Regions from separate parts of the Homo sapiens genome. Here region 1 is linked to region 2. A link is an interaction called in ENCODE POLR2A ChIA-PET data of the cell type or tissue named here. Cell type or tissue: A673. All regions are shown on one strand. Links, peaks and the distances in the headings refer to the core of each region. The heading gives the core; the rest is flanking DNA. Region 1 overlaps TOX2 (TOX high mobility group box family member 2). Region 2 overlaps TOX2 (TOX high mobility group box family member 2).

Region 1 (4,394 bases), core at 201-4,200, 50 kb before region 2:
TCCAGATGGGGCAATAGAAGCCTATTAATTCACAAATATTTATGTCCCTATTCTGTGACAGGTCCCATGGAGGCCATAGATGAGTAAGACATGGGCCTGTGGCCCTAGGGGGCACTACTAGTGAGGAAGATACTGTAGTCTCAGTGGGGCATGGAAGCTCTGCTGCAGGGTGCTGCGCCCCCTCCCCTGCCGCTGCAGGATCGCTCATGCCGGGGCCACCATACCATGCCCCTCTCTGGCCTGTCCCTGTGTGAGCATAATGCTGCTGCTGCAAAGCTGCCTTTATATTGCATTGACATGCGCCAACATGCAAGACTGGTGGGCAAGACTCCAGGCCTTGGAAGTGGTTATTTTGGAAGAGTACACTGATGTCATTTAATTGTACATAATCAACTGAAGTCTCATCTCAGCAGACCAGAGTTAGCCCTGACATCTCATCTGAGCCTTTTCACAATGTTTAAATAGTATTTTTGTTAACATATTGAGCCCTGGTTTTCAGAACTATATTATGGTGAATTCTGTTCTGGAACCTACTGGAAAGCATTGGCAATGTCCTTCCACCAAGAAGGAAAAGTGGGACTCAGTGGGGCTCTGTGTCTGCTCTAGGCCTCGGCAGAGGAGAGCACAGTCGTTTGGAGAGGAGACTTGGTACAAATAAATGTCACCCTCCCCAAACCATTAACAGTCATATCCTCAACAATTCCCCCAACACTTTGCAGCTTGCAAAGCCTTTTTCTCAATGGTTATTTCAGCTAATCTTCACAACAGCCTCGAGAATGAGTAGACGTTATTGTTCAGTCAATTTTATAGATGATGCAACTGAAGATCAAGGATGTTGGCTGATTCAATCAAGGTGACTCAGCCAGGGAGCACTAGAGCTGGCATTCAAACTTGTGAAGCTCAGACTCGGAGCTCCACAAGCCTCCCTTGCCTTGTCCACTGACTTGCCTCAGCCTAAATGTCACTTCTGCAGAGAGCTCTTTGTGACTGCCAAACCCACGTTAGGTCCCCTTTCCATGATTCTCATTAAAATGGCACCAGGTCTTTTTAATTCATAGTGACAAAAATTCATAATTTTTGTCACAGTGGTCATCTACTTACCTTGTGATGACTTAGTTAATGCCTGATTTCCACCCTAAACTGTGACCACCATGGGGAAAGGATCTGGTCTCTCTGGTCCAATGCTGTGTATCCCAGTGGGGCATAGTGTCTGGAACACCGAGAGCACTCAGAAAATATTTGTGTAATGAGTGATGGTAGCCCCTGCTCTTCTCTGAACTTCAATGTCCCTAACAGTGGAACAAGGTGGTTGGACTTCCTGAGGGTCCTTCTAAATCTTTTATGCTGTGACCCAGAGGGTCTCCCTAACTTAGGACTTTATGAAGAAGATATCAAAATTCTCTGAGATTAATTAAGTCTAGCCAGTGGCATGAGCCAATCTTAATGTGAACAAATTTTGCAATTGCAGTTAGATTTCTTATAGTGTATCCGTTAGTTTTTCCTGCATAACAAACACCTCAAAACTTAGTGGCTTAAAACAACAAATGTTTATCTGGTTAATGATTTTGTGGGTCAGCAGTTTAACTGAGTTCAGTTGGGTGGTTCTTCTGGCCTTGCTTAGGATCACTTTAGCAGCAGCAATACATTGCCAGATCAGCAGTGGGCTGGTTGGTATGGGAGGCTCACCTGTGTTCCACATGGTCTCTCAGCTTCCAGCAGGCTAGCTCCAGGTTGTTCACATGGTAGGAGAAGGGTTCCCAGAGCAGCAAGAGCAGAAATTGCAAGATTTCTTGAGGTCCAGGCTTGAAATAAACACACATCTACTTCCAACACATTCTATTGGTCAAAGCCAGTCACAGGACCAGCCTAGATCAAGGAATGGAGAAATAGCCTCTACCTCTTGATGGGAAAGGCTGCAAAATATTGTGGCCTTTTTACAAACTACCACATGTAGGAAACATATGGGATATGATTCATGATGATTTTGTTGAAAAATAACTTAGACTTTTCTGGTACCTATAGCTCCTTGCAGCTCAGTGGGACCCTACTAGCTTCTAGACTTGAATGATGAAAGTTCTATATATTTCCTTCCTCTTTTCCCTGGAGTGCTTCTTGAACTCACAACGCGAGCGCGCGCGCACACACACACACACACACACATACACACATACACGTGAACACCCTCTCACAATGTGTTGTCTCATCAACTGCAAGAATTGTATTGTCCAAATTACTGGATTAAGGATTGACATCAACATTTGGGTAAAATGAAGCCCTCACAGCCACTAGAGGATTCAGAGGATAAACACTCTAAATGGCTTAAAATATGTTTTATAAATACAGTTAAATACAAGGTTCACCCAATCAGCAAATGTTTATTGGACACCTGTTATATGCAAGGCTGTGAATATCAGTGGGAAGCCATTTCTGGAAAACATTTGCTTCCAGAACATCCAATCAATATATGTATATATTTTTGAGATGGAGTCTCACTGTCACCCAGGCTGGAGTGCAGTAGCTTGATCTCGGCTCACTGCAACCTCCACCTCCTGGGTTCAAGTGATTCTCCAGCCTCAGCCTCCCGAGTAGCTGGGATTACAGGTGCCTGCCACCACACCCAGCTGATTTGTGTGTGTGTGTATTTTTAGTTGAGACAGGGTTTCACCATGTTGGCCAGGCTGGTCTTGAACTCCTGACCTTAAGTGATCCGCCCACCTCGGCCTCCCAAAGTGGTGGGATTACAGGCGTGAGTCACTATGTCTGGCCCAGAACATTCAAATCGTATTACAAATTTGTTCTTTAATGTAACACTTCTCCTGAGATGCCATCTTCTTTACTTAGAAACCGCAGCTGAGACAGAGGTTCCCCTAGGGTATGTATTAGCTGACTGTGTCCCTTTTTGAAAACTTTCACCGCCGCTCTACGGGCTTGAAGTGTTTTTTTTTGCAAATACATTCTCCATTGTTTGGTTTTTGCAAGACTCCACATAAATTTTCCCATAGCTGCTTTAGCTTCTACAAATGATCACACTCCCTCTCCCTCCTTGGACCTTGGGTTACTTTTGTACCAGACTTGCCGGGGTGGCCTGAGAATGAGATATAATTCTCAGATAGGGCTGTGTCCCCATCAGCAGCTCCAGGGGGGTAGAGGACCTGGTAGAGGTCAGTTCTTTCCTGTTGAGAGCAGACTCTGTCCAGGAGTTACAGAAATGGATATTTCCTGATGATGTGACCCAGAAAGAGTCTCCTCCTTCCTGGGACGAGGTGAGGAGGAAAGGGAAGTGGGCTTGGGACTCAGCAGACCTGGATTCAAATTCCAGCTCCTCCATGCCTCAGCATGGGCCAGATTTCCTTATGCAAGTGATAGCAGCTTCCTATCAAATGGGAGGAGTAGCAGCGTCTGCCTCCTAGAGTGTCATGAGAAGTAAATGAGGTGTGTGTGTATTGTGGATTCTGTTGCTGCCTCACCAGAGTCCTGCTCATCATTCAGCTGCTGTGAGTGTTGGCTGCTAACTATTCACAGCTACTCTTTCTTTGGAAAATTGGAACTGTGAACCCAGGAGAGGATAGAAGGGGAGGTCTAGAAACCGATATCCTTATCTCAAGGAGTGACCAACTCTGCAACTCCTCATGGGCTCCAGCTAATCCAGCCAGACTCCAGCCACCAAGGCCAAATCTTTACTCAGCTCCTCCCCTGTCATGTCCTGCCTCCCTCCCGCCCTTCTTCTAAGAGCCCTCTTCAAGTCACTTTCACAGGCATCCCCATCTCAGGCTGTACTTCAGAGGAAGCTAAACTAAGAGTATGTAAAGAACCAGAGTCAGAAAAACTAGCTATGACTTATTATTTTTTACCATATATAATGCTTTGGTCACACAAGAGCTTCTGTTCACCTCTTGCGCTCATTTACAACTTGGTGTTTTTGTATGCATTGTTTCCTCTGATGGGAATCCCCTAGTGTTTTTCAACCAACAAATGCCTATTTGTTCCTTCAGGGGCACTGCAAATGTCACCTCCTCATCACAGCCTTCCTGGCTGTGTGTAGAGTTTTCCACTCTCTTAGCTCTAAATACCACTTCTGCTAAAGAGCTCACATTTTTTACAGGAATTATTGAAAGAACTTGTGTGTGTGTGTGTGTGTGTGTGTGTGTGTGTGTATTAGAGTCAGACTGAATGACATGAATGACATCAGATTTGCAGTCTTAAAAGCTCTCAATGACAAGAATGAATACAGGGAGACCAAGTTGAGAGGGTTGGTAATAGGCCAAGTAAAGGATCAAGATCTAGATTGTGGCAGAGGGGATGGAAAGAAGTAGATGCATTGGAGATAAAGTTAGTGGGTCTTGACAGTGATGGACATAGAGGGAGAGAGAAACGGAGGGGTAAAGGATGACTCC
Region 2 (4,394 bases), core at 162-4,161:
TTACTTTCTTCCCAAAGCATAGCTTTGTGGATTTGATTTTTAAAAAATGGCACATGTTCACTGTGAAAAAAAAATTAAACCAACAAATACAAAGAAGTAAAAATTGTTAAAACTGCACCATCCACAAATAATCATTATTAACCCAACCATTTACTAAGTATCTTTTCAGTCTTATCTTTGTGCATTATACACAAAGATAATATATACAATAATATATACAATATACAAAGATATACAATATACAAAGATAATATACACAATATATAAAAATATGTACAAAATTTACATACATGGGACCCGAATGTGATGCCTTTTCCTGTACTTTCCAGTGTGTTCTATTGGAGCAGTTCTAGGACCTGCCAATTTTCTGCAACAGTGTATCATGTGTATACTTCCACGTGCATAATTACAGGTCTTGCTCTTCCTTTTAGTGGCTAGATAACATTCCATCATATGGGTGTTTCATCATGTACTTAACCTTCTGTTGATGGACATTTAGGCTATTTCTGATCTTTTCTATTATAAACTCTCTTGGGATGGGTTCTTTGGGAGTGGTGAAAAGGATTTTTTAAAAAATTTTATTATTATTATATTTTGAGGGTGGGATCTCAGGAGAGGGAGGGAGAGATGTTAAGGCAGACAGAGAAGTTTCCCTTGGATGCGTCGAGCCTCTGCCTGCCCCCAGGGGTGTTCTGGAGCATAAATTGCACCACACAGTTGATCCCATCATAGGGTAAAGGGGTAGCCTTTGCACCCCCATGTCCATTCGTCGTTGGCCAGAGATTGGGGGATGGAGTGACCTCCTGGGGCTGCAGTACCTGTTGGCAAGTGGTGTCCTCTGAAGAAGGGGGCAGCTGAGAGCCTTCACCAACCGATGTTCCCAGCAGCTGGGGGACAGGTTGCTGCTCCAGTGAAGGGGGCCCAGGAAGGGGCCAAGAACTTCTGCATCAGCTGCACCCCCACTCATGGTGCCAGAGATATCAGAGTTCTCCCCCTCATGTCAGCACTGAATTTTGTAGAACTTTTTAAAAATCTGAACTAATCCTATGTGTGAAAAATGTTATTTTCTCCCCTCCCACCACATGTCTGGATCCTTGGGAGGAATGAGTTACAGCTTCCCCCACTCTCAGAAAGAACCCAGATCCTCAGTGGAGGAGTAATTTGATGCCATCAGGAGAGCAGGGACCTTGGGGCTGGAAGATTCCAGCTCAAGCCCCAGCTCTATCCTGGGCAATCTTCTTCACCCTTTCAGCCTCAGCTTTCTCATCTGTAAAAAATGGTAACCATCATAGCGCCTGCCTCAGAGGAGGGATGTGAGGATAAATGAGGAGCCATTTGTGGAGCCTTCCAAACTGTTTACAGGTTGAGAGGCCCTAAAGCTCCTGGCGGGGTGGGGTGGGGACACATAGTCCTCTGACGTGGCCATGGAGTCCTGGGTAGGGGGAACTCTGATCTTTAAGCCAGCTTGGATTCTAAGATGGCCTGTTGCCTTGAACGGCTGTACCTGATTGGTCAACATTTGGCCATTGCCCAAAAGGGGCTGGGGATAATGACTTCTTTCCGCGTGATTATAGCAGCACAATTCACAATTGCAAAATGTGGAACCAACCCAAATGCCCATCGATCGAGTGGATAAAGAAACTGTGATATATATATATATATATATAGACACACACACACACAATGGAATACTACTCAGCCATAAAAAGGAATGAATTAATGGCATTTGCAGCAACCTGGGTGTGATTGGAGACTATTATTCTAAGTGAAGTAACTCAGGAATGGAAAACCAAACATCGTATATTCTCACTCATAAGTGGGAGCTAAGCTATGAGGATGCAAAGACATAAGAATGACTCAATGGACTTTGGGGACTCAGGGAGAAAGGGTGGGAAGAGGGGGAAAAAGAAGATAAACAGCATATTTTGAACTAAAAATTACTCCTTGATATTAATAGTGGGCATTCCTCTTAAATTATGGATTAAAAAAACCCTAGGAATTTGTTTTACCTCAAAAATAAAATAAACCGTAATAAACCTAAAAAGGGGGTGCTGGAGAGCAGGAAATGTGTGGCTTCTTCTGCCTCCCTGACACTGTCTCAGGCCAGACCTCCCCACACCCCCTTCATCAATTAAATTGTGGTAAATTAGGCGGTAGGAACCACCCCAGAACTCCAAGTCCTTCTGTGCCTCAGGTCCACTGTGTGACCTCAGGGCTGGTTCTGACCCTCTCTGGGCCTCCTTCCTTCTTCTGTGGGGTGAGGCCACTGAGCCCCATCCCTGAGCACCCACAACTCTCCTGGGAAAGGATCTGGGAAGCTTTTCCTGCCGCCTCCTCCCCACCTTGGGCATTTCAGTCTCGGCTTAACCAGCCACTTCAACACAGGCAACACTTTTCTCGAGAGTTCATAAAAACATGTAAACACGGGTGAGGATACAAAATATTGAGCGGCGAGGCAGTAAAACACGGCAGTGTTTGTTGTGTTAACTGAATATTCATGAGCTGACTGTTTAAATTACAGTTCACAACTGTTGCAGGGCCTGATGAATAATTTAAATGAGGGTGGCCAAAGAGATTTCAACACTGCATTAGCAAACTGCTCAGGATCAGCTTCAGAGAATTTATAATTAGCTCAGAATAGCCTATAATAAATTCTTTGGAAAGATGGTTTTAATTAGCACATGTGCCAATTCAGAATGGAGAATGTTCAGCGTTCAGGGGAGGGGGTGGGTCACCCTCCCCTCCTTCTTATGTTTCCCCGTCATGCGGAGGTCCCACCACCTGCCTGGGATCCCTGAGCCATGCTGAGCCCACCCGGAACCCACCACCAGGCTTCCTGCCTTGAGTCTGTCCCGCCTCCACTGCCCCATCCCAGCTTAGGCCTCTCCGCCATAGCCTGTGCAGCTGCAGAAGCCTCTGACCTGGTCTCCCTGCTTCTGTGTCTCCTGCTCCAGTTCATCCCCATGGGGGCAGCCAGTGGGAACTTACTGGATGCAGATCTGATTCCATCTCTGCCCCATTTGGAGATCCTTAATTGAGGAGGCCCAGAGAGATGAAGTGGCTGGTCGAGCTCAAATAGGTCCCAGACACCAGTTGACTTCAGCCAGTGCCTAGGTGCTTGGGGATGGGTGAGGCATCACTGGCAGAAGGAAGTGCACAGGCAAAGATGAGGAGGCAGGAATGTTCTGTGTGTCGGGGGCCAGTGGGGAGCAGGACAAGCAGAGGCTTGGAGAAAGCAGGGGCCCGACCATGGCGTGCCTCAAATGCTTCGAGGTGGAGGATGTAGGAGGGAGGTCCCACTTAGGGGATCATGGAGGCTGCCAGTCTGGGGCCTAGAGCTCCCAGCCCACCTGGCTCATTCCTCAACATGTGCTGAGTGCCTGACAGGTGCCAGACCTCGGGCTGGGCACTGGGGAAACGGCTCAGAGCAAAGCACCAGCCACGGTTCCCTCTTTCATAAATGGAGCACACAACCAGAGCCATGTACACACTCAGCCGAAGGTACGACTAACAGCTGTGACAAGTTCAATGGAAAAAATAACAGGGTGTCAGGAGAGAGAATCAGCAGGGATCCTGATTTAGGTGGGGAGCCAGGGAAGGCCTCCTGAAGGCAAGGGCATTTGAACTGAGTCCAAAAGTGAGTAGGGGTGAAGGAGGCCAACTGGTCCCAGGTGGAAGGGGCTGCCCCATTCCCAGAGGGGGTGCTGTGGCTGGGCAGGGGGGTGAGGGGGTCTAGTAGAGCCCCCAGCAGCAGCCTAGGGTGGGGCTGGACTGGTTCTGGGAGAGGGGCATCTGTCTATGGGGAGCTCATTGCTGGAGGAGAAAATAACCTACTTTTCTGCTCCCAAACCCTCGCTGCAGCGCTTAGAGCTGCAAACCTTGAGCAAGACATTGGAGTTTCTCTGCTTCATTCCATCAGGATCACTCACGCACTCATTCAGCCCTCACACTTTTATTAAGCCCCTACTATGTACCAGGCACTCTTCCAAGCCCTGAGCAGTGAACAAAACTGATGACAATCCCTGATTCCTGGAGCTTACATTCCAGTGATACAGACAGACAAAGACGCAAAGGAGTAAGATGTGCCCTCCCTGGCACTCAGATGGGGGAGGAAAGGTTCCCTGCCAGATTCTCTGATGCCCCCTCCCAGTCCTGGTGCTGTGGGCAGGGCTCTCAGACCCCTTTTGAAATAGAAACTGAAGATCAAATTCAGGAATTTGGAGGATTCACAGCTTGGACAGGTCATTTTTAGTTATCCACCTGCTGTGACCAAGGGCAGCCAGTTCTGCCTCCTCAGCTCTCTCCTGTCCATGACATCTGCCCCATGTGCCTCTTGACCCTGCCTTTAGCCTCTTGCCCTGAGCACAGGGGAACCTGCTGGGCCATCCCCCACT

Evidence for each region. ChIA-PET counts read pairs that join two places held together with the same protein. Peaks named below come from ENCODE experiments on the same cell type or tissue, not always from the same donor. Only the 100,000 strongest peaks of a DNase experiment are listed, where the experiment ranks them.
Region 1: POLR2A ChIA-PET joins it to region 2 with 5 read pairs; 7 of 35 experiments call an interaction of 5 or more read pairs at or near these places.

Annotation. Positions count from the first base shown.
Region 1 is chr20:43,974,645-43,979,038 of GRCh38, forward strand. All of the region lies in intron 2 of TOX2 (TOX high mobility group box family member 2), which reads left to right. Among named protein-coding and RNA genes, the nearest start is that of TOX2, 62 kb to the left of the region's middle. In A673, for the core only: no CTCF peak of the experiment used is centred there; no DNase peak of the experiment used is centred there; H3K27ac peaks cover 1,155 bases.
Region 2 is chr20:44,024,583-44,028,976 of GRCh38, forward strand. The region is part of intron 3 of TOX2 (TOX high mobility group box family member 2); the gene reads left to right. Among named protein-coding and RNA genes, the nearest start is that of TOX2, 110 kb to the left of the region's middle. In A673, for the core only: no CTCF peak of the experiment used is centred there; a DNase peak (open chromatin) is centred at 2,539; H3K27ac peaks cover 387 bases.